Linked DNA regions of Mus musculus: all the other regions are linked to region 1. The links are chromatin loops, found by intact Hi-C in ENCODE. Cell type or tissue: heart. All regions are shown on one strand. Region 1 overlaps D430042O09Rik (RIKEN cDNA D430042O09 gene). Region 2 overlaps D430042O09Rik (RIKEN cDNA D430042O09 gene). Region 3 overlaps Gsg1l (GSG1-like). Region 4 holds the start of Gsg1l (GSG1-like). Region 5 overlaps Gsg1l (GSG1-like).

Region 1 (5,000 bases):
GGATATGGTGTGGCCAAGGACAGACAAGAAGTGCCTATCAGTTAAATGGGGGAGGCAGATAAGCCCAGGAACAGGAGTGTGTGTTCTGGTGAGACAGGCTCTGAGGAGAATAAAAAACGACACCACAGTGACTGGGCAGGAGGGACAGGGTTCCCCACCCGGTAGGCAGGGAAGCCTTGCTGAGAAAGTGATACTTGGGCTGAAATCCAAACATAGATGATTTGAATCAGTGTGAGCAGAGATATGGGGCTGATGGAGGTGGGTACTGGAGAAGGAAGCAGGGGGCAGACTGGGTACTGTTGGCCCCATCCACACAGGGACAAAAGGCAACTGTTAATTGCTGTTATTTTTCTGTGAGAGTACTTCTAGGAAGGATTAGCTGAAGAGAAAGACTCTCCCCAAAGTGGGGTCCCAAGATACAATGAAATCTGAGGATCAGGCCATCCTGCCTGCTTCTCTCATTAGCTCACTATTGCTCTTGCTGATGAGTGCATATCCTGAAGCTGCCTCCATCCTTCACTGAGCACAGGTTCTGCAGTCTTCCAGCAGGACTGAAGAAGACCCCTGGCCCTCTAGGAATTCTTTAGGCACTCTGTATCCAACTGGGACTACTGTGGCAAACAGTTGCATGGACCAAGCAGCTACTGGGGTCTTAGCCTCTCTAGTACAGATGGCCACTGCTAGACCAGGCTGGCCTCTAACTTTGAAAGATTAGCCTGCCTCTGCCTCCTGAGTGCTGGGATTAAAAGCATGTGCCATCACATGCCTGGCTGCCCTCCCTTCCTCCAGTCTTTCCTCTTGCCCTTCCTTTCTGGTAGAGCTGTAGATAGAACATAGGACCCAGGTCATTCTAGATAAGAAATATACTACTACTAGGTGGTACCCAAGCCTTGGGGTGTTTGTTTGTTGTTTTTTCCTTTATTTTTGAGTGAGAGACAAGGTACTGCAAGAATAGCCTCAAATACCTGATCCTCCTGCCTCAGCCTCGTCTTGAATACAAATGCCTGCTACTATGCTGCCTGACTATAACAAATGTCCTTTAAAAATATATGCTCAAGTGGGACTGCAGAGATATTTGAGCGGTTAAGAGCACTGTTGCTCTTGCAGAAACCTGGGGTTGGTTCCTAGTGTCCACATGGTGGTTCAGGACACCTCTTACTCTAGTTCCACTGAATCTGGTGCAGGCACTGCACACACTTGGTACACATACAGGGAAAAGGCAAATACTCATACACATAAAATAAAAATAAATCTTAAAAATATGCTAAAGTGAGCCAAACTCAGTTTCTACTGCTGAAAATCTAAAGTTTTTAACGGATTAATTTACCTCCCATCTCCTATTTTAAGGAGAGCAGAAAGCAGACTCTCATAGATAGCAGGTAAGTCTTCTAAGATCATACAGAAGGAGCAACAGCTGAGGATTTTAAGAATAGCTGCTTCTTCTTTAACTGAGGGCCTGATGTGATCACCCCGTCCATGTTTACATGGCCCTTCCAGCACTGACTAGGTATGCAGTATCATGCTCCCCTGATAGACAAGAAATCAAGTCAAAGCTAAGGGAGTCATCTGTGGGCAGAGGCTGTGAGCTGGCTTTGGACCTCAGTCTGTCTGCATCTCCAGTCTGTAGTTAGGGACATTAAGATCTTAGAAGAAGCACTCAGAGCTGTACCTGGCCCCAGGTAAGGCCCGAGTGTGAAGCAGCTCTTTTCATTTTCAGTACTTTAAGGAAACAATATTAATTGGGGGGGGGGTCTAGTTAGGTTTCTGTGGCTTTGATACAACACTGATCAAAGCCCACTTGGGGAAGGAAAGGGTATATATATATATATATATATATATATATATATATGAATGATATACAAGACCTGATCATCCATCTCAGTGCAGGAGCTCTGGAGCAGAGGCCTTCAGTGTGTTCTCCAGGGCCTCCTCAGCCTGCTTTCTTACACTGCTTAGGACTACTTGCCCAAGGGAGGGTCCAGCCCATCCACACCAATCACTAAGCAAGATACACACAGACTTGCCTAGAGGCCAAACTGAAGGAGGCATTTTTCTCAATTGAGGTTCCTCTTCCCAAGCTTGTGTCAAGTTGAAAAACAGCCAACCAGCGCAGGAGAATACATCATCCGGTTGTGACATGGCTTTAGGTACAGAAGAGCACCTGTGACCTGTCCCCTCCCCTGCTCTGCTCTGCTCTCCGGTTCACAGGCTCTTCCAAGGTAATCTGGAGTGGAGCCTGACACAGCACAGGAGGCCATGTAGCTAGATGTGCTGCTAGCTTGACAGTGATGTGAAGAAGCAAGCATCGTGGTTTGTACCTATGACACCAGAACTAGGGACTCAGAGGGAGGAGGACTGGACTGTTAGTTCACAGTTATTCTAGGCTCTACAGTGAGCTCATGGACAGCCCAGGCAATATAGCAAGAGCTTGTCTTAAAAACAAGCAAACAAACAAAACCCACAAAAATTAGCCAAAAGATGGAAACAAGGGAAAATACCTTTGCTTATAAAAATAACCTCTATTGACTATCTAAAGGAAAATATATTCAAAGTGTGCTGGGTATGGAGCCATGGTTCAAGAAGAAGCCCCCTGAGGCGCTGTGAGCACAGTGTGTAGACCAGGCTGCAGTTTGTGAACTTGGTCCCACAAGCTTCCTCTGTGTGACCCTGGCCACTTGCATGCCCATCTCCAATTTAGTTTCTTTATCTATAAAACAATGACACTGGCCTTAGTGACACCTAGTGGCCTATGTTTAGTAGTCACAGCAGGATATAGAGCAGCTATTTAGGCAAGACCTCAGGAAGAAACACACTGGTGTCTCAGAGGGTACCATTCCTAAAGGCCTCCTCACTTGGCTCCAGAGAAAAACGGGTTGATGACAGCATTCCTCCCCAAGCCAAAACTACACCCTCATTGGTGCAGAGAACACACACCAAAATACACGGCAGAACCAAGCCCAGTAACCCATCACTTACCACTAAGTCCCTGTTGACAAGGCACCCCAGTTCGCCTGGCAACACTGCATTCCGGATGTCCACATCATGAGGTGAGACATAAAGCTTTATGTTGTTCAGATCAAAGAACTGGACTTCTGTGAGACCCACCCATGATGCATTGCCCCAGTTAGACAGGATTTCCATAGTCACATAGATGGCATCTTCGATCTCATCTACTCTTGCTTTCCACTTTTCCTGAAGAGAAAATACCAAAGGGTAGCAAGCCTGAATTTAGTGTTTCTACCCACCAGGGCCTTCATCCAGCATCCAGCCTCATGATGCCTCAGTCCCCACCATGGCTCTGCAGAGAACCAGAGCACTTGCCCACTGTGGCTCTTGTGAGGCTAGCAAGAGCTCCTATTTGTAGTGTCTAAAACAGTGGAGTGCACTGGAGAGATGGCTCAGTGGGTAAAGATAGTTGCTGCCAATATGACAACCCAAGTTTGATACCCAAACCTATGGTAGAAAAGGAGAACTGACCTGCAAGATGTTCTCTAACTTACACACACACACACACACACACACACACACACACACACACACACAGTAAATAAAACATAAGTATTTAAAATTATAAGTAAAACATAGGGATTGGGTTGGGTGTGGCTCAGGATAAAGCACTTGCCTAGAATACATAATGCCCTGAGTTCTAGCCCTCATACAGAAAAATAAACAAGGATATATACAATAACTGCGCCACCAATACTTACTAAGTATCCCACTATGAGGCCTTCAAATGAAAAAAAGATATTGTAAAAGACTGCATTCTGCCTGAACATACACTTCTTGCCCTTCTGCAGTATTCATGGCCCAAGGGCATGCTGTAATATCTGAAGATGGCAGGTGGCCTGGGTTCCCCCAAACCCCACTGCTGAAACCCTAATGGCCAGGTCCCAAGGTATGACTGTTTGCAGTCAGGGCCTTTAAGAGGTGATTAAAACAAATGAGGCTGCTGGGGAGGGCCCCCTTCTCATCTGTCTGGGGGCCTTATAAAAGGAGGAAATCTGAAGCCCCAGGAACACACACAGGAAAGACTGAGTATGTAAGCCCACTGAGGAAGCCGCCACTTGCAAGGCAAGGAGTAATCAGCCAGGCAATACCTTGACCTTGGACTTGCCATCTTTGCAGCTATGAGAAAGATCAGTCTGCTGCTTAAGCTGCCAGCGTATGCACCGAGTGTAGTATGACAGCATGTACCAAAGTCCCCCTGACTTGGCCAGTCACTTGACATTCCCAGCCTGGCGGGGGAAAGCAGGATGCGACTACCTATGTAAGGTACCAGTCTGGGGGTTAAGCAAGACCCCAACACACACACACACACACACACACACACAGCCCCATGTGTGCTCAGGCCGAAATGGGCTCAATTCCTGGCTCTCCTTGACTGATTTTTAAAGCCTCCCTCCTTCCTGGTGAGGCTGTCTGGTCTGGCAGTGTGCGTGAATGCCATCAATAAAGAGCAACTCTGTGCTATGGCTTCCTAGAGGCCCTCAGGGCCCAACTGTAGCACTGGTCACCACGGATCAGCCACTCATGAAATGGTGCGTTTCCCTGCGCGCATGGGCCCTCTGTTAATTAGCATCGGTATCTGCAACGGTTCTGTGAGCAGGGAGCTGAGTAAATGAACAGCAACTGTTCCCCACTTATTTTTTTAATTAATAGCCAGTGAGACATGTGAGCACTCCCAGCATGGGCTTGGACAAGCTGATTGCCACACAAGGAGAATGGGAATGGAGATGGGGGTGGTGATGTAAGAACAGGTCAGCTTGGAGCTCCTGGCAGGAGAATAGCGTCAGGTTGGATTACCTGAACTGTAAAATCCCAGCGCTCCCTTGTCCTTCTCAGCGTGAAGGCCCTGGCCAGGTCCTTGGCTGCCCTGGGCCTGAGTCCCAGGCTTGCAGAACTGACCAGCTTGACTCTGGTGTTGGTAGGCTCCTGAGCCTGAGCTTGGTGGAGTATTATGTGGCCAAGTAAGTTTGCTGGTTCAAGGGGAGCAAGGAAGC
Region 2 (5,000 bases), 72 kb after region 1:
AACAAAGGGTGTCATTATGAAATTAGAAGAAACTTTAGAAACTGGTAGAACTCTCTGGTTTCCTGAGCTGCCTCAAGAGGTTCCTTGCGTCTCTGGGGCTGAGTCTGGCACCTCCCTGCAGGCAGGAAAGTACAGGAGAGACCTCAACACTGGGAGAGATCCTTGTAGCATCCCAACTCTGGGAGGAGTTATTCCACCCAGCCTTCTTTTTTGATGTTTGTAGCAGTTCTTGAGATGGTTATTATCGCCCTACTTAAGAGACAAGGAAATTCATGCTGTGCCTATTCCCAGACACCAGCAACTCCATTGCAATTTACATAACCATTTTGAAATATTAAAGTGACCACTAATAGATTATGGTATTGAATGAAGGAAACATTTGGTGGCATTCTTAGAAGAAATACATACTTCAAAGAGATCTAAGTGTGTGCCAGGATGCCCTCAGACCCTTTCTGGAATGTATCTGTTCTTACCCACCAAGAGGCAGATGCCACATAGACCAAGGCCATCCAGACAGCTCACTTCTCCCAGCCCCTGCTTCTCAAATGCTAGTCCCCTGGGGATTGTGATGGCAGGAAGGTTTGATTCAGGAATGGCTAGGAAGCCCTGTATTAATTTCTAACCAGTCTGTGAGCCATACTTGAATAAGCAAGACTCTCCACTAGCTCAGCTTTCCCTCAGTCCTGGCCTGTGAGTCTGCCTCTGAGCCTGGGTCTTGGAGTCCAGGCCTGGCTCCAAATCACAATGCTGCCTCCAGACATGAGGTTGTTAGGTTCTGATGTGATCTGTCCCTTCCAAAACTCTGGCTGAGATTTGCTTCCCACCGCAATGGTGTTGAGGAGGGAGAAGGGGGGAAGTGTGTAGTCCACAAGAGTTGCACCTAGCGAAGGGATTAGTACCGCTCCAACAATGGGCTAGTAATCACGGGAGTGAATGAGTTCTTGTGAGACTGGATCACTTTTGAGAAACTAGACTGTTACAGGACCAGGAGGCCCCTCTGCTTGTCCCTGCGTCCACATGCTTGCTTGCTCATCTTTCCACTTTCCACAATGTTATGGTGTCCCTTGCCTGAAGTTGCTGTCATGCCCTGGACTTCCGAGCCTCTAGAACCCAGAGCCACATAAGCTTCTTTCTTTCTAAGCCATCCAGTCTCAGGTGCTCTGTTACAGAAACAAAAGGCAGACATCTTAATGCACATTCCACATTCCACTTCCTTATTTCGGAAGTGAAGGGATAAACACCTAAGCCAGCAACAAAGGGATGAAAAGTCTAAAAAGGGTCAAGTTCATCCTCTGTTTCCCACCAACATTTGCTGGGTACTTGCTATGGGTGTGTGTGTGGGGGCACCCTTACATACACACTAGGGGTTTAGATCTCTTATTGTGTCTGTGTGCACAATGAATGTGTATAGCACACATGCCACAGCACATGAATGGAGTCTAGAGGACAACTAAACAGAGCTGATTCTCTCCATCCATTTTTTTTTTTTTAATGTGGGTTTAGAGGGTTGAACTCCAGGCTTGTGAGGCAAAGCTTTTAACCTACTGAGCCATTTTGCCCCATAACCAAGACTTAATGGAAGCCAGCCCTGTAGATACACCGATGACTTGCCATGATGGCTGCATTGCACAGGTACCATTTACAGTATGTACCATGTGAACCATGTGAATTGTACCCTTTGCCACTGTGCCACAGGAGCATTGCACTGTAACCATTCAATAGGCACACACCAATCAGATCCCTGCGGGGGCTTCTGGAAACATCCCCATAAGTGATGTGCAAAGGGTTCTTCTGGGAAGAGTGTACAACCTGCACTGGCCCAAAGGTACCTGGGGCCCAAAAGGGAGACACATAATCATTATAAAATGTATAAATGCAGCAGCAAAGGGGACCAGAAGTGCCTCAGAGGATGTGGCCAGGCCTTGGGTCTTAGAGGATTTTCACAGCCCCACTCCTCTCACATACTCTCTAAGCCACCAGCTCCAGGCTCAAAATATAACACACAGTAAGGTGCCCTCTACCCAGGGGGATAAGTTCCTACCTACCGGTGGACGCCTGAAACCAGAGCAGTACCAGATCTAATTTTTACAGAACTTCAAGTATTCTGTCTCCTAGCCTCATTGGCGGAGTTACCACTCTATCACTTTGGGTAGCTTTTATTTTTATTAATAAGACAGCACATGGCACCCTTCTCTTCTTCCTCCCCCCCCCCTTTTTTTTTGCAGGGTGGGATCTTGCTCTAGCCCAGAATGACCTGGAACTTGCTCTGGGACTCAGACTGGCCCTGATCCTTTTACCTCTGCCTCTGACAGCTGGCATTCCAGGCCTGGGCCACCGTGCCCAGCTACGCTCCTTTCTTTATTCAAGCCAGTTTGGACTGTGTAACTATTAACTGGTAGAGTTCTAGAGATCTAGACAGTATGGCAGAAGAGCTAATGGTCTCCCAAAGTCTGCGCCATGGTGAAGGAAGGGTTCTGATGAGCATTCAGTAGAGGATTAAGCAACACTTTAATGAAGATTTTTGGTTTGGATTGCTTTGCTTTTGGTTTTTGATGATGCTAGTAACCAAGCGTAGGGCCTCACATACTAGGCAAGTACACTAGTACTAAGATGCACCCTGAAGCTTGTGATCAAATGCTCTCAATGTTCATATGCCCACAATAAGGATGACTACATGTGCCTTACAGTAAAACTCTACCTCACAACCCACCCAGGTCCAACATCTCTGTGTCGCTGGAGATTCTGTCATGTCCTAGTGTTGAGTGCTGACTCCTCCGTGCATATCAGCTGAATGTCAAAACTCTAAGCCTGTTTCAACCACATTTGCTAACCCATCTGATGGACACTTTCCCTCAAAACTCCTCTATACCCAATATGCCTGTGCTGCAAACAGAAGCAGAACAATGAAGACCTAAAGCAGCAGCTGAGACTGCCCCCTAGAGGTAGTATGAAACAAAACAACAAAATGCAAACGGATTTTCCTGCCCTGGGGCAGATGGATACAAAGACTCCCCAAGGCAACTAAATAAAGGGAGACCTTGGGGTAGTGTTTGATATCTCAGGCTACCATTCCCTCCTGGCTATGCACCACAACTACCTGATAACCAGATCTGGAGATTTCATATGTGGCTTCAGGGTTTATAGTCCCCATGCAGACCTGGAATCCAGGCTGGAATCCCCTGGACTCGATGCCTCAGGATACTGTATTTTTATGGGAAAAAAAAAAAAAAAAGAATTCCTCCCTGTAGCCACCTGAAGAATCCTTTTCAACCCACATCTGATAGAAAAAAATTACATTTATTTCTTTTTATTCTCAGAAAAATTCTCTTGTAAAATTATCCTATGGATTATAAATTACTTTCAAGTCTGGTGAAGACAGAGAATTTTAAAACCTTCAGTGAGTTTAATTTAAAAGGAAACTTCTATCAGAGCTGTAAGTGGAAAATATAAGCACCCCCCCCCCCCATAAACAGCAGGCAACCACAGGTGTAAATACAGACTTGCTTAAACAGGACTGTACCTGAGGACCCTCTAGGCAGGACTCCCTCCCTCCCACCTCACACACACATACCCATGCAGGGTGGGGTAACTCCCATTAACAAACCCATGCATCCTTCACTGTTCTTCAAGCACCTACGTTGGTCTGGTGTGCATCTAAGGTATTGGGACGGAACAACAGCAGTTGGAGCTCACAGTTCAGGGGAAGGAAGCAGTGAGCAGGTGCGCTGGCCAGCGGGGGTGCTGTTTCTGCCAGTGGTTCAAGAAGGCCTTCGTGGAAGCTGGAGAGGTGGCTCTGTGGCAGTATAGTCTCTTCCAGAGTACTTAAGATCAACTCTCAGCACCCATATTAGGCAGTTCACAACCACCGGCGAATCCAATGCCCTCTTCTGGTCTCTAAGGGCATTGCACTTGTGTGGATAACCCCTCACACAGACATATACTGTAAAATAATTAAAAAAAATATTTCTTGAAAATGAAGAGCTCTTTAAGTGAGATGACCTATAAACCATAGAGTTGACCTTGAAGGTATGTGGACCAGGTAGTGGGAGGCAGCAGGTGGCCAGATCAGACAAAGCCAGACTCAGGCCTCCAGGCAGCTCACAAGGAAGCCCATGGCTTAGGCTGAGGTGGCCAAGAAGCTGTTAGAGGGTTTGACAGACTTGACCTGCTGGTACCCAGTCCTGAGTTGATAAGGACCTGCAGTTGAGGTTAAAGCTCCCAGCAGTGCTTGCAGGGAGGGGACTCAGGCATGCACTGTACATAGACTTCGACTGCCAAGTAAGGATACTATGTTTGTATCCCTGCCCTTCATTATTGTGAGAATGACTGAGAGAAACTTTTATAGTTCACCTGCTGCAGCTTTGCAGTCCTGCTGGAATGATCCCTGGACCTGATGGGAAAAAGATGAGCAAGGTGGCAATGTCCCTCTCTAGCCTCCAATCTTAGTCTCCACCTGCCTATTTACACCCCAACCCTTTCCCAGATAAGGGGCTCTATCAGAAAACAATTCTAGTCACTCCTAGCCCAGCAGACATGGCTGCTTGAGCTGGTGTCACCCTGGAGCCACCACCAGGCCTCAAAAGCAGGGAGAAATGGGCGAGGGGTTCCTATTAACCCTACCACTGTTCCCTGTGCTTTTCCTATAGCCAGGCATCAGGCTACAGAGTGGAGGTAGAGATAAATGTCAGCAGTGTGCTGTCAGCACTCTCCATAGGCTTCGTTTCCATCTTCCCACTAAATCCCATGAGCCATATATCCTTCTGGCTATTTTTTCAGGGAAGTCTAGTCTCCAAACTGCTGCCCTTGCTGCCACCTCTACCTTGAATCCCTCTGCAGGGGGTGTGAGCTTGCTTGACCAAGAAATTCTTCTAGGCTGTTCCCTATGACCCCAGTCTTATGCCAACCCCTTCCTTCCAGTCTGGTGAGTCTCACTGTAAATATCTGTTCATTGCCTGTGGTCTTACCTAATGGATGCTCAACCCCAAAGGCAGAGACAGTAC
Region 3 (5,000 bases), 200 kb before region 1:
TCAAAACAAGTTCTAAACCCAGAATTTCTAGTTTCAAAACATGCTACAAAGCTACATAGACAATATGGGGCTGTAATAATGGCAGTCTCATAGAGAAGCTGCATACAAACGGGGGGGGGGGGCGGTGAGGTGAAGCCTGAACTGACACTGTGAAAGAGAGGACCCAGTGTTGAGAAGCCATCTTCAGGAGGGGTACAGGTATGGCTGGGAACCCGTATGCCCAAGCAGACCCCTTCATACACAGACATGAGGTCAATCCTAGCTCAGTGTGAAAGGTACAAGAGACTGAAGAGGTGAATCACCATGAGACAAGTTAGGCAAGCCTTCTTAGGTATCATCTCAAACCACGCAGGATGAATATGCAATAAGTGGGTCTTCATTATAGTGTGAGCTCTTTATTACATCATATGCTTCTATCATGTATGTATCTATCATATATCTATCACTTATCTATACCTATCACCTATTGGTCTGCCATCCATATATCAGCTATGTATGTGTCATCTATCTTTCTATACCTAGAATCTGCTTCTTTATATCTATTTAGGTATCTCTCAGTAGTTCAGATAACTTCAAGTTGGGAAATTTTAGATTTTACCACTGTGGGTGGGAGGAAGGATGGCCCAGCTGCTTAGGAGGTCATGACCCACATTTTTATTCCCAGAGAATGCCCCAGAGAAACAAGAACGTGTCTGAAAAAACTTGTCCATGAACACTGGCAAATGTCCTCAGAAGGGACACACATCTGAATACCACGAACAGAGAGTGGATTGCTGAAGTGCAGCACCAGCGCTATCTGCCGTATCTTCAGGGCATGTGGTCCAAGACACAGTGGAGCTGGGACCCTCCCACAGAGCATGGCCACATGTGAGCCAGTCTCCCTCCTGGCCCTGAAGCACTGCCCACAGTCCGTGAGCTATCTGTCCCTCCACATCTTCTGCACCTTTAATCTTACACTTGGGGCTCTCGTTGAGTAACATGAGGGTCACCCAGATACAATCATTGTGACACCATGATGCTCATCAGATAGCAAAGAGGCTACAGAGGAACAGACAAGAGACACTGTAGATGTGTGACTTCATCACTCAAAGGGATGAGGTGTGGGGTGAGTTTTTTATTTGTAGAATTTTCCATTTATTACTTTGAGACTGTGGCTGACCACATGTCACTGAAGCTGCAGAAAGCAAAATAAAGAGATGTGATTCTTTATACTGAAAAAAAAAAAAAAACCAAACAAAAAAAATCATTGGAGTGGTGATATACTGTATACTGCAGACATCTTAGAGCCATGATACTGAAAGAGAGAGAGAGAGAGAGAGAGAGAGAGAGAGAGAGAGAGAGAGAGAGAGAGAGAGAGAGAAGCCAGTCACAGAAGGCCACAACTGGAGGCAGAAAATAGACTTGTCATAGCCTAGGGATGGGAGGGGTGGAGAAGGGGGTGGGCTTCTCATAGGTACAGGGTTTCTTTTTGGGACAATGAAAATGTATAAACTCAATCATGGGGATTGTTGCCGAGACTTGTGACAGTACTGGGGTACATGGGAAAATGTTAACTTGCCTTAAAACAGTGAATCCCGGGCCACATGAATTATACCTTCAGCAAACATTGTTTAAAGGGAAGAGACAGCAAACCCCTGGTGTGTAATCCTTAAATATGTCCTGGAACTGGAACCAGAGCTGGTGCTGGGAGCCTGCCCTCTTCAGAACCAGGGGAGAACCAAGGGCCACCACATTCTCATAGGCCATGCAGATGTTTTAATTTCTTTTAAAATCAGGAAAAAAGGTTAAACTCTGAAATGGGTAAAGTGCTTGATGCTTAACACACTCATCTTTATACCAATAAGGTTGTAAAATACAACATTTTCAGACTGTGCTGGCTAGTTTCATGTCAACTGGATACAAGCTAGAGTCATCTGAGAGGAGGGAACTTCAATTGAGAAAGTGCCTCCATAAGACTGTGCTGTAGATAAGCCTACGTTTTCTTGATTAGTGATTGTATTAGGGTTTTATTGATGTGAAGAGACCCCATGACCACAGCAACTCTTATATTTAACTGGGGCTGGCTTACAGTTCAGAGGTTTAGTCCATTATCATCATAACGGGAAGCATGGTGGTGTGCAGGCAGACATGGGGCTGGAGAGGGATCTGAGAGCTCTATATCTGGATCCTCAGGCAGCAGGAAAGGACAATTAGCCACTAGGCCTGGCTTGAGCTTCTGAAACCTCAAAGCTCACCTCCCAGTGACATACCTCCTCCAACAAGGCCACATTTCCTAATAGTGTCACTCCCTGTGGGCCTTTGGGGGACATTCGTATTTAAACCACTACAGTGTTTAATGTTGGAGCATCCAGCCCATCGTAATTGGTGCCACCCCTGAGCTGATGGTCCTAGGTTCTATAAGCAGGCTGAGAAAGCCAAGGGCAGCAAGCCAGTAAGCAGCACACCTCCGTGGCTTTACACCAGCTCCTGCCTCCAGGTTCCCGCCCTGCTTGAGTTCCTGCTCTGACAGCTTTTGATGGTGGAATATGATATGGAAGGGCAAATGTGATAAACCCTTTCCTCCCCAGGCTGTTTTTGGTCATGGTGTTAATCATAGCAGTATTAATCCTAACTAGGATGTATAACTAGGAGGGAGCATCCTAGTTAGGGTCTCACTGTGCAGCTTGGGCTGTCTTCAGAGTCATGATCTTCCTACCTCAGCCTCCTGCTGGGACTACAGGCATCTGTCACTATAGCTGGGTGACATGATTTCCGTCCTTAGTTTTCTTTTCTATGTAGGAAGGAGGTCATGAAACAAACAAAGAACCTGGGATCTAATCTGTATGCTGCAGGTCTGGCCTGAGTTTGAACATCCCACTTACCTCCCTACAGCTTTGGGGGAAATATATCATTAAAGAAAGTTTAAAACAATTTACTCAAAATCTAACAAAAAAATTCAATTTTCCTTCTCGAGGGGCAGTGTCATTGAACTTGAGCCCAGGTCCTTATGCCTGCTTGTTGCTCTGCCACCAGGCCAGCCCTTTCTTCTTATCGCTCCCTTCCAGAATGTTCTTGCTTGTCAACACATCTCTCTTTATAATGTTGATGATAATCTCAGCAGCGCTGTTTGGCTGTTTGACCCAGGCTTGTGGCTCAGCATCTCAGAGCCTCGTGGTCTTCATCTGTAAAGGGAGCTAAGGGTCGAGCCTCCCAGTGCAAAGCACAGGGGTGAAAGCAAGCCTGCCTGAGCCACGGCCATGGTGTCTACCTGCCTGTGTGTGGCCTGATGCATTGGGGGCAGGAGTGACACAAATTAGAGAAGAGAGAAATTTCTGGAAGGACGTTCAAGACCCAATGTGACCAGGCCTTGCCTTCCTTATCCCCTCTGCCACCACTGCATTCCTGGCCTTGTCATTGTCATGTGGCTTCCAGGAAGCTCAGGAGCTAGAAGAACTTCAGGGAACATTGTCTGAGGACTATGGAGGCTCCAGACAGACGAGAGTGACGGAGTCAGAAAGGGTGTGGAGAGCCTGGACAGGCCAGTGTCTCCCTGGGTCCACTTTTTTTTAAAATGAGATATCAAAGGTGTGTGTGTGTGTGTGTGTGTGTGTGTGTGTGTGTGCATACACACTTGTGCTTCACATGATCAGTGTGTGCGCTTCATGTGGTCAGCATACAGAAAGGACAGAAGAGAATAGGAGGCACAGCCTGGTAGGGGTGGAGGTTAGAAGGAAAGGCAGGACAGAAGGCAGAGGAGCTCAGGCCTCTGACTTGGCCAGGGATGGGAGCTGGTCCCCCCCGACCCCAAGCTCCTGGCATAAAACAGGGCTGCTTGGAATCACAGCTAAGGAAGATGCCTTGTGGGTCAGGTTGGGGGCAGTGTTACTTCTGGGTCTCTTGGAGGGGGACAGGCAAACTGGGAAGTTGTGTTTTCTCACTCTGAAACCTTTTTTTTTCTTTCCCCAGGTGAGAAATGTCGCAGCTTCATTGACCTGGCTCCAGCGTCAGAGAAAGGTAAGTAGTTAGCTCTGCCCTCCCTGGGGACCTGCCCTACCCTGGTGGCTTGTCAGAGCCTGGGGTTTCTCTCTTGTACCTATGAGGCTTCCTGTCACATAGCACTGTCTGTCTCTGGGTGCAGAGGACAAAGTGAGGAGGCCAGTGGAGGAAGAGTGCCTTGGCTGGGTCATGGTCCTACCTCATAGACCTGTCATTACCTTAGAAAGTTCCAGCAAGCCACCTTGGGGAGACTGAGGGACAAGGGACAAGAAACTCAGTGCCCTTCTGTAGGCAGGAAGGAGCGAGTGTCCAGCTGCAGGGAGAGACTGTTTCCTCTGCCTCTTCAGGTTCCCTGGAGACATTTCCTGTTTGTGCACATGTCTGATCCTGAGGCACTTGGTTGAGCCAGCAGGATCTGTGTCTGTCTTCAACCAGAGATTAGTAGGAATCGCTGTGGCAAGCCAGCATCTCTCACAGACGGGAATGGTGGTTGCCAGGGGCTTGGATACTAATTGTCAGGGTCCAGCGTTGTCAGCCAAGACCGCTATCGACCTCCTGATGAAGGGTCTGTCCCTCTGCACTGATGATGGGGAAACATCCCAGAGAGATTATATCACCCAAATTTCAGAGCTGGGCTTTTAAGACAGGACCTTGAGTCCAGTGTAGGCTTGCCTGAGCAGGATTCTATGTGCACGTTTCCTTAGCATGGTGGGTGAGTTCTGCAGATACATTCAGTGTGAGCATGTAGGCACCAGAACACCCATGTGTACTGGTGGTTGTGCCCCGGGGCACACCGGCAATGGTGTTTCCATGTGGTGCCCTCTATAAGTAGCATGTGTCTGTGTACAGTGTGGGCAGGTTGGCTGTTCTCTTCTAGAGGGCTCAAACCTCCCTTGCTTTCTTTATGGGGACTGAGGGCCCCCAAGAGTGAACGTCATCTATTTTACTGGTGGTGCAGTTTGACTTTTAGGGCTTGGTGGCCGCGCCGAGGACCGTCAGATGGCATATATCAAAATGTTTATGAG
Region 4 (5,000 bases), 260 kb before region 1:
GGCCTGGATTTTACACTGGGCAGCGCAAACAACGGAGCGGAGGAGGAGTTCCAGCCCATCACTGTCTAATGAGGCCCGTTCCTTTCTCCCAGGAGACTCTGCCCTCTGGGAGGGAAGGCTTTAATTGTACAGAGCTCTGGGCCCCTCCCTCTTCTAAAAACCCTGCCCAAGTAGCATGGCCGTGCTGGTGTCTTGAGCAGGGGAATGAAGTAGGCTTTTGGCTTGGACACTGTGAGATTGTTTAAAAACTTCCCCAGTAATTGGCAACTGCCTAATCACTTGCTATAATTAGGAGAGCCTAGAGGCTTGGGGGCTCTGTTCTGCAGGGTTAGGAATGAGGAAGCTTAGAAGGAGGCGGCTTACAGCAGCTGACTCCAAGGAAGTGTGGAAATCCAAGTCCCCTGGGGATTATGCCCCTTCAAAGCGTGTTTGTATTTCCTGAAAAGTACCACTTTCATTTTTAATAGCAACTATTTTTTCTGGTAAATTTTTTTTTTATGTAAAACAAATGTACAATTCCCAGCTGTACAGCCAGTGAGGTTTCATGAGCTGAACACACAGCCTGTCCCAGCCACCGTCCCCTTCCGAGGGCAGTCATTGTCCTGCACTTGAACATGGGAGTCAGGGCTGGGACGGTAGCTCAGATGGGAAAGTGTTTGCCACACAAACGTGAGGGCCCAACATCAGCACCCACTTAAAAACCCAGCCGTGGCAGAGCAGACTTAGGATCTCAGGGCTCAGGAGGCAGAGATGGTCAGCCAGCCTAGCCTAAGCCAAAGCCCAAGGTCCTAGTGAGGGACCCTGTTTCAAAAACCAAGGTGGGCACTCCTAAGGAATGACACTGGAGGTTGACCTTTGAACCTTGGTGCCCCCCCCCCCCCGCCGAGAGAGAGAGAGAGAGAGAGAGAGAGAGAGAGAGAGAGAGAGAGAGAGTCTCACACTCAAAGGCACCTGTTGCCTGGCAAGCTCCCTAAGTGCTGGGAAGGTAGAGACCCTGTGGTCGCTCTGGCTTCTCTACAGGGGTGTCAACAAACTTCTGCCAGACGCAGTTGCAGGCCTAGTGCTGGAAGGTAAATTGATCTTGTAAGAGAAGCCGAGAACCTGCGTTTTTATGGCAAATCTTGGATTCTTGAATGTGGCCAATGAGGAAATGTTGGCGCATATGGTACTAACTTCATCCAAGCCAAACCAAACATGCTTCTGGCCGGATTTGAACCGCTAGCTGCCAGTGTAGGGGATCTGGAGGGCCCCAGGCCCATCAGAGAAACAGGTCTGAAGATAAACCTCACCGTTTAGATTAATTCACTAACACTGGGGGTCAGAGAGGGAGCGACAGCAGTTGCTAGGGCAGCAGGAGTGGAGGTCAATCGTAGGAAGGACACTCAGGATGAGGTGGCAAGGCCATTCCAGTGGGAACAGCTTGATGGATGTGCAGAGTCAGGGACCACAGAGGAGTTTGGTGTTGTCATGTGCTGTACCACAGAGCCGCAACCACAGTGAGATGTGAGCAGAGATGTGAGCAGAAGCCGGTGGTGTTCGCAGGGCAAGCCGAGGTGAGACGGGGCTGAACCTTCTGCAGCAGGTGCAGAGGTGGGCAGCTCAGGTGAGGGCTGGGGACAGGAGCCTATTGGCCGGCCTTGGCTGCGTCAGTAGGATGAAGTGAGTACCAAGGTCTTGGGTGCAAATTCCTAGTTCCTTAAACCATACCCAACCCTTGTCTGTTACCAAGGTCAATGTAGCTACGACTGTTAGTTCATTATGTAGCCCAGGATTCCCCGGAACGCATAATCCTCCTGCCTCAACTTCTGGGGTTACAGGGTGTGCCACCCTGCCTGGATGCAGCTCTGCCATTATTTGGTATGAAAATATCCATGGTATCCAAAGGGCTTTCTGATACATTGAGAGGGTTTTCAGGAAGGCATACCTGAAAGGTAGCTCCTCCTACTGGTCTCTACTATCAGCTCTGGTAGAACATTCAGCAAGCACAAAATCAATCCCAATTTGAATTTTTCTCTATGAGCCCCTGACCTTGCAGATGCCCCTGAAAACCTCCTTACATTCCGTGTTCCATTTTGCCTTAAACAAATCATGCTGGGTCTGCCTTTCAAATCACCCCAGGAGGGACTGGTTGCGGCTCTGTGGTACAGCACTTGCCTAGCAGACATGACCCTGGGTCCCATCCAACCCTGGGTTTCATTGCCTAGAGCAAGCAAGCAAACAGAAACAACCCAGAGCTTTCTTGGCCTTTGGATGATCCTGCCTGAACCCCTGGTGTCACTTACCTACCCCTAGCTGATCAGCAGCCATCTTTATTCACTTAGCAGCTGGAGTGGGTCTTCTCCAGATCATTGGACTCTGCCCAGACCCTCTGCAGGCCCCACATGACTCAGACCTCTGTGATCTGTCCTCTGCTGTTCCCTTGCTGTCCCTTGTTCAGGCTGTGCTCCCTCCCTCCAACCCCCAACCCGCCAGGGTGTCAGGTTTTTGCATTGGCCATTGGTTCCCCTGCTAGGAACTTTCTTTCCCTGGCAGAGAGCCTCCTGGTGTCTCCCGGCTTTGCTCCAATGCACCTTCCTATGACACCTTCCTCCAAGCTCCGCCCACATCTACCCCTCCCTGCCCTTCACCCCTGCACAGGCAGCCTGTGCTGGTCTTATTAATGTCACTCATGTTCTCTCTTCTTTCCTGAGCTGAGCATACAGTGGCTGCTCAGTGAGCAGGTGGTTGGGTACCCCTGACAGGATATCACAGCGGGTCTCTGCTTCCTCTGGGTGTTACTTAAGAAGAGTAGTCCCTGAGACTTTTCCTCTGGGCTCTCCTTGCTTTGAACTCCTCCCCGCTTCCCGCCCCAGAACAGGGTTCCCAGCTTGAAAGAAACGTGCCTTGCCACATGAATACTAACTGAGTCTCAAGGCCAAGGAAGTGTCACGTCAGTGCACACCCCAGGGCTGCATTTAAACGTGGACAGGCTCAGATGATACATATTGCATGCCTGTTGAGGGCAGCAGATTCCTTGTGGTCGTTCATTCACATTAACCAATACTCGAATGCACCATTGCAATCCAGAAGTTCTCCTGAAAATAGTTAGAAACTCCTTGTTTGGGGCCAGAAAGAAGCTCTGATAAGCAAGTGCAGGGCTCCCCTGGCTGTCCTCACACCAGCATTGCTTTAGTCTCTCCTGCCCCCAGGCAGAGTGGCAGCAGCTGGCAGTGAGTGGGGCTCACCCACAGGAGTAAGGCAATTCGTAATCTGTTAACCTTGAATTCTGCAAAGCCTGCCACTCGGCAAGCTGGGGGTGGCTGGAGTCATTCTTGGCTTGGGCAGAATTCAAATTAGCTCCTGCAATCAATGTGCAATTAATGGTTGCACACCCTGGGCATCCAGGCACTGTGCCCCATGCAGTGGGAAGAGTGAAGGGTGTAGCTTCATCTTAGAGCAGAGGTGGGGTTGGGGGTGCTCACAGATGAGCAATCCTAGTTTGAGAAAGAGATGCTAAAAAGGTCTGAGTTTCGTCAACTCCTTGGCCCAGATATTCCTAATAGTGTCAGCATTTACTGAGTGCCTACTGTGTGCCAGATGCCTTCCCCACCTCTGGCTCTGGAACACATTCTTTCCTTTTTATAGATACAGAAATCGAGGGTCAGAGAGAGCAAGTGTCTTGTTCAAAGTCACACAGCTGGTCGAGTCCTGGATTTAACTGACTGCAAAGTCAGGATGGTTAACCAACCCTGCCCGGCCAGTCTTAAGCATTCAGCATTCGCAGACCTGCAGGACACCACCTTTTGGCGACCACGACTTGCTGTTCTTTTTGTGGCCTCTTGAGTCATGTTCTGGGTCTCTGGTGTGGATAGCCTGGGTGGAGAAGCCCTGTTTGTCACATCCTATGCTCGCTTCCTTGTGCAGGCTGCCTCTTTGCAAGCTCTCTGCCCTCCTGTGTGGTGACAGAGAGCCTGTGGATAGGAATTGGTCTCAGATAGCAAGGGTGAGCAGGGACAAGCCTTTCAAACGCTGAGGCTCTGCATCCCCATCCCTTCCTAAGCTCCAGATGGGTCTTGCAGCCTTTGCAGAGGCCCCTGACAGTCTAAAGACCCACAGAAGCTGCCTTGTCACTTATCTGGCAGGGCTGTGTGGGTCTGGGTGAGAGGTCTTCTCCTGCCTTGAGTGAGGCTCCTTTGGGAGCGTCTTGCCTGGGATCTCTCACTTGTCCCTCTCCACTCCCGCGCGGATCTGTCCCCCGCCCGCGCCCAGCGTGGCGCGCCCCCTCTCCGCGCGCGGGCGGGCGCTGAACAGTGTCGCCGGCCGCCTGCAGGTGTCTCCCCACGGAGGGGCGCGCGTCCCTGCGCCGTGGCCGCTGCCAGGCGCCCGCGGCTGCTCGCCGAAGCGCACTCGCGCTCCGGGCTCCGGGCGCGCTGGTCGGCTCCACTCTGCGGCCCCAGTCGCCCCGCGTCCTCGTCGCCCCGCGTCCCCGCCGTGGGCCATGGGCCTGCGCCGCGAACACCGTCGCCGACCGCAGGCACCTGAGCCCCGGGGCGGGCGCTGACGCGGGCACCGCTGCCAACTTCGCGCGGAGCTGCGGGCGGCGCGGGCGGCATGAAGACGAGCCGCCGCGGCCGAGCGCTCCTGGCCGTGGCCTTGAACCTGCTGGCGCTGCTCTTCGCCACCACCGCCTTCCTCACCACGTACTGGTGCCAGGGCACGCAACGGGTGCCCAAGCCTGGCTGCGGCCAGGGCGGCGGCGCCAACTGCCCCAACTCGGGCGCCAACGCCACGGCCAACAGCACAGCCGCCCCCGTCGCCGCGAGCCCGGCCGGCGCGCCCTACAGCTGGGAGGCGGGCGACGAGCGCTTCCAGCTGCGCCGTTTCCACACTGGCATCTGGTACTCGTGTGAGGAAGAGCTCGGTGGCCCGGGTGAGTGCTGGCGCGGGGCTCCCCGGGGACGCGCGCCCGCTGGTCCCGGACCGGGGAGGTGGCGCGTCCCGGTCCCCCGCGCGCGCACCCT
Region 5 (5,000 bases), 110 kb before region 1:
GGCTGCAGCCTATGGACCGGAGATGCTTTTAGAACTGCACACTGTTCGAGAGCCCCCGGGAGTGATTCTGAGGCCATGGTTCTTGAGATAAGGACCAGAGGTCATTTCCCCTGGAGGCACCTGGTATCCATGGCTTTGGCCAGTGAGTTCCTGGGATAGACATGCAAGAATAGACAGGATCCGGGAGGTCCTGACTAGAGAATGTGTGTCTGAGGGGTTGACTGTGGGAGGGGTGGAATGGAGGTACCTGAAGGGAAGCCAGGCCTTTCGGAAACCCTGACTCTACCAATGCTACATTCTCTTGGCCCCCATCCTTTTCTCCCCTGCTCTCTGGCACTCCCTCCCCACACCTCCTCCTCTCCTGCCTCCTAGTCATCTCTTCCCCTCCCCCATTGCCTCCTTTGCTCCACCTCCTCCTCTCTGTGCCCCTCTTTCTTCTCCTTGCTCCTCCCCCTCTTTTCCTTAGCCCCATCCTCCTCTCTCCTCTCTCTCCTCCTCTCATTCATCATCTTTCTCCTCCCTTGTCTTAGTTTCTCTTCTCTTCCCTCTCCCCCTTTCCTTCTGTTTCCTCCCCCCCCACTCCGCAATCCCTCTACCTCCTTTTACCTGGTGGAGGAGAAAGCTGTTTGATTATGTATTCTGCCTGTCCTGTTTCCTTGGTGCAGGCCTTTGAAATCCCCAAAGCCACAATTTGCCTCTTGTTTTCTGCCTCTCCTGCAGCTGAGCCCCGAGGCCATGAATGTTTTATATCTAGCTGCCCAGTGAGGAGGGCATGGGCTACCAGGAGATACTGGATGAGAGACATATTTGTTAATATTAAAAATCACCCCCTACATATTTACCCTGAGTCACCGAGACCCCCAGGACCCCTGTGGACCTCACCCGCACAGCCTGAGCTCCTCCATAGCCTCAGGCTGGATGGGGGTCGGTGGAGTGCACAGGCTGCCGGGAGCCCAGGAAACCCACTGCGTGACATTGGAAGGTCCCTGTTAAATGCCACCTCCGATTTGGGCCACTTCACTTTAAAAGGCAGGATCCACACAAGAGCAGTGCTAATGACTCAAGTGGTCTGAGATTAGACCTGTGGAGAAGGGCAGAGAGAGCCGACAGTCTCTGCTGAGCGGGCTGGGTGGAGGGCGTCCCACTAATTGCCACACTCTGGAGAAGATGCCAGCCAGCTCGAGCCCTCATCCTCAGAGGGCAGAGCGAGAAATTAGCTCAAATTGGAGCTGGAAAGATTTAGGTTATATGTAAGAAGGAACTTTCTCAACTCTGAAATATGCTACCAAGAGAGGCTGCGGGTTCTCCACAGAGAGGCTAAAAATAGCTCATTCTTTAAAAATAGGTCTGGGCGGCTTTAAACACTGCCAGCACAGGCATGGGGATGGTCTGCAGGGCCGTCTCTCTGGCCCTCTGCCCCTCTGCCCCAGACATTGGTCCCTATGGGGATGGCATCTGGGTATCTCAGATTTGTGCAGAGCAGCCTTTTCTACAACCCTGCTGAACCACCCCAGCTCCCAGGGCTCTAACAGGGAAGGCTACTCGCTCTGGCCAGTTGCTCCTCATTTACTTCTGGTTGCTCTGACCCTCCCTGTTGCTGTACCCCACTTCTGAGACTTGCCAGGGCAGTCTGGTCCACCTCCTGCTTCTCAGTTCCCAAAGGGACTGACCACCTCCCCAGAGAGGACAGCAGCCCTCCCCGCTGGCTTCCAGCCTGCTTTTTCTTCTAATCCCTTCCCCACTAGGCAGTCAGAGGAGACTTCTAAGAAGCACATCTGGACTTGGGGTGCAGCTCAGTGGTAGAGTGTGGGGTCATGCATGAAGCTCTGGGTTCCACCACTACCCAAACAAACAAGCCAAGTATATCTTGCAGCAGGAACATGATTCCCCATGCTTTCCTCACAGGATCTCAGAATCAAGTCCAAACCCCCGATGGCTTCGAACTTTCCATGAAGGATCCTATTTTCCCCTCCAGCATCTCTCACTCCTGGCATGCCCTACCCAAGCCCCATCTCAGCTCCACTTTGCCTGGAAGCTGCAACCTAGCCTCTCCCCTGCTCCTTTCAGACCCTCAGCTTGGATGGTACCCACTGTAGGGGCTTCTCACTCTACAACCCTGGACCTCCTGTTTTGACTGCCTTGACACAGACGTCCCCATCCCATTTTGAGGCAAGCCCATACATCCACCCGTAGTCCATGCCTCCTGCTCGGAGAGGCCTGGTGCTTCCAGCCCCAAGGACTCTGAAGCATACTTACTTGGAGTATAGAGGAATAGCAAGATGCACACTGCTCATTGGGGTGGGTCGTGCCTGTAACTGAGGCCATCCTGGGCTAGAGAGTGAGAGTCTGTGTTGAAAAAGCCAAGGAGTGGGGGGTGAAGGGGGGCACTGCCATGTGAGTTTGCCTTATGAAGCATCTTTTACAAACAAACAAACAAACAAACAAACAAACCAGGCATGGCAGTCTGAGATCCTAGCACTTTAGAGGCAGAGGATGGACAGAGGATCAGGAGTTGGAGGGCAGCCTTGGCTACTGGAGAGGCACTAGAGGGAGAGGGAGGGTAGGAAAGTGAAAGGGAGACAGGAAGGAAAAGGGTGAGACTACTGAGCAGTCTCCCTACAGTGTCCTGCCCCTCTGTCCACAGCTGACCAGGACAGACTGGGCTGAGCTCAGGGCAGACCATAGAGGAGGAGACATTGGTCACAGGCTTTTTCTCCAGGCTGACCCTGAGCTGTAGGAGCCATTTAGAACAGAGGGGACAATTAACAAATCAATTTGGTTGTATGACAAAGGGGAAACTGAGGCTGGGAGTGAACCCAGCTGTACACTGGGGAGTCAGTGTCCCTTGGCCATGAAATACAGATGGAAGTTTCAGGTTAGTCACAGCGATGGTAAATTGGTAAAGTCCTACTGTGTTCCTCCAACAGTACCCCATAGAACCCCTGTGTGTGCTTGGTGCTGGTACTCATTAGTCCAGCCAGGGAAGGGTGGAGGGGAGAAGTTACCGAGACCAAGATCAACACACACACAAACACACACACACACACAGAGACACACACACACACACACACACACACATAGTGGAGTCCCTATGCACTCCACTTTCCCCATCCCCCTCCTCCAGCTCTGCTCCCCACCCCCCTCGTCAGCTGCGTTATTACATTACTCCATAAGCACGTGATTTGAACATTTTAATTTCATCTGTAGCCTCTCAGCTTTCTCATCTCAAGATGACCTGCCTGGCAATGCACTCGAGGCTGCCCATGAATAAAGTTAATTTCCCATTTAAAAAAAAAAAGGAAAGGAAAAGAAAAGAAAGGTAAGGAAAAGTCTAGCAGCCAGCAGGCAGACAGTACAGGTTCAGTGACAGGCTGCGTGTCCCGCCAGGTTCCCCAGCAGGGCTTGCCATTGCCCCCGTCCTGCCCTCTTGAATCTGCTTCCAGCTCCAGTGCGTCCCTAAATGCTCTTCTTGGTTCTCAGGTTCCTGGGATTGCTAGCAGCTCTAGATCACCTCCCAATGTATGCAAGAATATTTATTTAGACACGAATGCTCCCCAAGTGTTCTCTGTAATAACCGAGACTTTAATAACATCTTTAATAACAAACCTTATTATAAGCTAATTAATCAGCTACCTCTACGACCGTGCCATTAAACGGAGCATGGCAATCATGCAAGATACTCAGCCCTGCAAAGAGAGCTGAGCCAAAGTAGCCAAGGCCTGGAAACTAGGTCGCTGCCACTGCCCCAAGACCTCACCCTGTGCAGGGGCAGTCTCAAGATCAGAGGGTGTGACCTCAGAATGGGTCACCTGGGTTCAGATCTGCTAGGTCTCGGGGATGACTAGGGAGCGGCCCTTTCCCTCCCCTCCCCCACAATGGGACAAAACAGGATTTGGGAAATGCCGTGTGCCAAATCCTGAGTGGTCAGGTCCACCATTCTCTCCACTTGCATCTCCTAGCCTCGCTTATCTGGGCTGGCTTTAACTCATGAGCACAGGACCCAAAGAATTTGCTGGAAAACCCTGTATGCTTTCAGTTTGTCTGCACTTTTCTACATCTGGAAAGACTACTTCACATCTCCTCCATCCTCCAGCCTCCGATGCCCCATTTGCCTGCCTAGCCTCACTCATGGCTAGTGACCTTAACTCACCCTTGCTCTGTGGTGAAGAGAATGGGAGCTTGTCATGGAGGTCAGAGCCTGTTGTTATCTGAGGAAGACCTTTACAAGATCTGGTCTGTTCATGTTTCCTCATGGGAGGAGGAAGATCCTGAGAGCCTCACCTGAGGTCCCAGCCACTTTCTTGCCATCCACTTACATAAAGCCTGGCCTGATTACACAGGGCCTGAGGGGAGGGGGGAAGAGTTAAAGTGGGTGGGGATGGGTGGAAGGTTGACAGGGAAACAGAGGTCATCTTGCAGCATCAGAAGGTCATTGTCCACGCTGTCTGAGCTTCTCATTGGTGCAAGAGTCACCCACACTCCTGAAAGTAACCCAGACTTGGGTGGAAACCATTTCTTATGTCGGTCAATGCCCTCTGAATGGGCAACTAGAAACCATCTCCCCAGGAAAGCACACAACACCATTCAACTCAAATCTTACTCAAGTTCCCGTTCCCCTGTACCCTTTGGGTAGAGCATCTCAGTTGCCAGCTAGCTACTGGATTCTAAGACCCTCTCTCATCTGTTTTGACACTTTCTGTTTGGCTTCTAGGATTGGCCTTGAGTTTTCGTGCACCAGATGCACACACCCCACCCTACTGCTATTACCTGATCATCTAAGTAGGAGGTAGACCAGAAGCTCCATCTCCCACTTTGACCTCTACCCTTTTGCACAGTCCCTCCCCTGCCTGCTACTCTGAGACCCTGAGCCTGGAGCTTCCTCCATCATTTCCAATTCAATTATTCTCAATCCATGCCCTCCGAGAACCCATCCCCACACAATACTCCAGTGGGAGCCTGTCATGGCCACCTGTGGTCTCTGGTTGGCCAGTCCATGGGTA

Evidence for each region. Peaks named below come from ENCODE experiments on the same cell type or tissue, not always from the same donor. Only the 100,000 strongest peaks of a DNase experiment are listed, where the experiment ranks them.
Region 2: a loop joins it to region 1, with 2.2 times the contacts of the local background. A loop is called at or near these places in 2 of 42 quality-filtered maps.
Region 3: a loop joins it to region 1, with 2.0 times the contacts of the local background. A loop is called at or near these places in 2 of 42 quality-filtered maps.
Region 4: a loop joins it to region 1, with 8 times the contacts of the local background. A loop is called at or near these places in 15 of 42 quality-filtered maps.
Region 5: a loop joins it to region 1, with 2.3 times the contacts of the local background. A loop is called at or near these places in 2 of 42 quality-filtered maps.

Annotation. Positions count from the first base shown.
Region 1 is chr7:125,818,160-125,823,159 of GRCm38, reverse strand. D430042O09Rik (RIKEN cDNA D430042O09 gene) reads right to left here. Exons shown (of 28, transcript NM_001081022.2): 13 at 2,977-3,192. Among named protein-coding and RNA genes, the nearest start is that of D430042O09Rik, 110 kb to the right of the region's middle. In heart, a CTCF peak has its summit at 2,745 (motif pointing left); no DNase peak of the experiment used is centred here; H3K27ac peaks cover 1,872 bases.
Region 2 is chr7:125,746,316-125,751,315 of GRCm38, reverse strand. All of the region lies in intron 2 of D430042O09Rik (RIKEN cDNA D430042O09 gene), which reads right to left. Among named protein-coding and RNA genes, the nearest start is that of D430042O09Rik, 41 kb to the right of the region's middle. In heart, CTCF peaks have their summits at 2,943 (motif pointing left) and 3,898 (motif pointing left); no DNase peak of the experiment used is centred here; H3K27ac peaks cover 1,180 bases.
Region 3 is chr7:126,019,617-126,024,616 of GRCm38, reverse strand. Gsg1l (GSG1-like) reads left to right here. Exons shown (of 7, transcript NM_001101488.1): 2 at 3,946-3,993. Among named protein-coding and RNA genes, the nearest start is that of Gsg1l, 60 kb to the left of the region's middle. In heart, no CTCF peak of the experiment used is centred here; no DNase peak of the experiment used is centred here; H3K27ac peaks cover 754 bases.
Region 4 is chr7:126,081,769-126,086,768 of GRCm38, reverse strand. Gsg1l (GSG1-like) reads left to right here and starts at 4,358. Exons shown (of 7, transcript NM_001101488.1): 1 at 4,358-4,909. The coding sequence starts at 4,591. In heart, CTCF peaks have their summits at 2,997 (motif pointing right) and 4,300; no DNase peak of the experiment used is centred here; H3K4me3 peaks cover 1,334 bases; H3K27ac peaks cover 1,546 bases; H3K27me3 peaks cover 3,813 bases.
Region 5 is chr7:125,929,917-125,934,916 of GRCm38, reverse strand. All of the region lies in intron 3 of Gsg1l (GSG1-like), which reads left to right. Among named protein-coding and RNA genes, the nearest start is that of Gm51456, 20 kb to the left of the region's middle. In heart, no CTCF peak of the experiment used is centred here; no DNase peak of the experiment used is centred here; H3K4me3 peaks cover 1,392 bases; H3K27ac peaks cover 3,064 bases.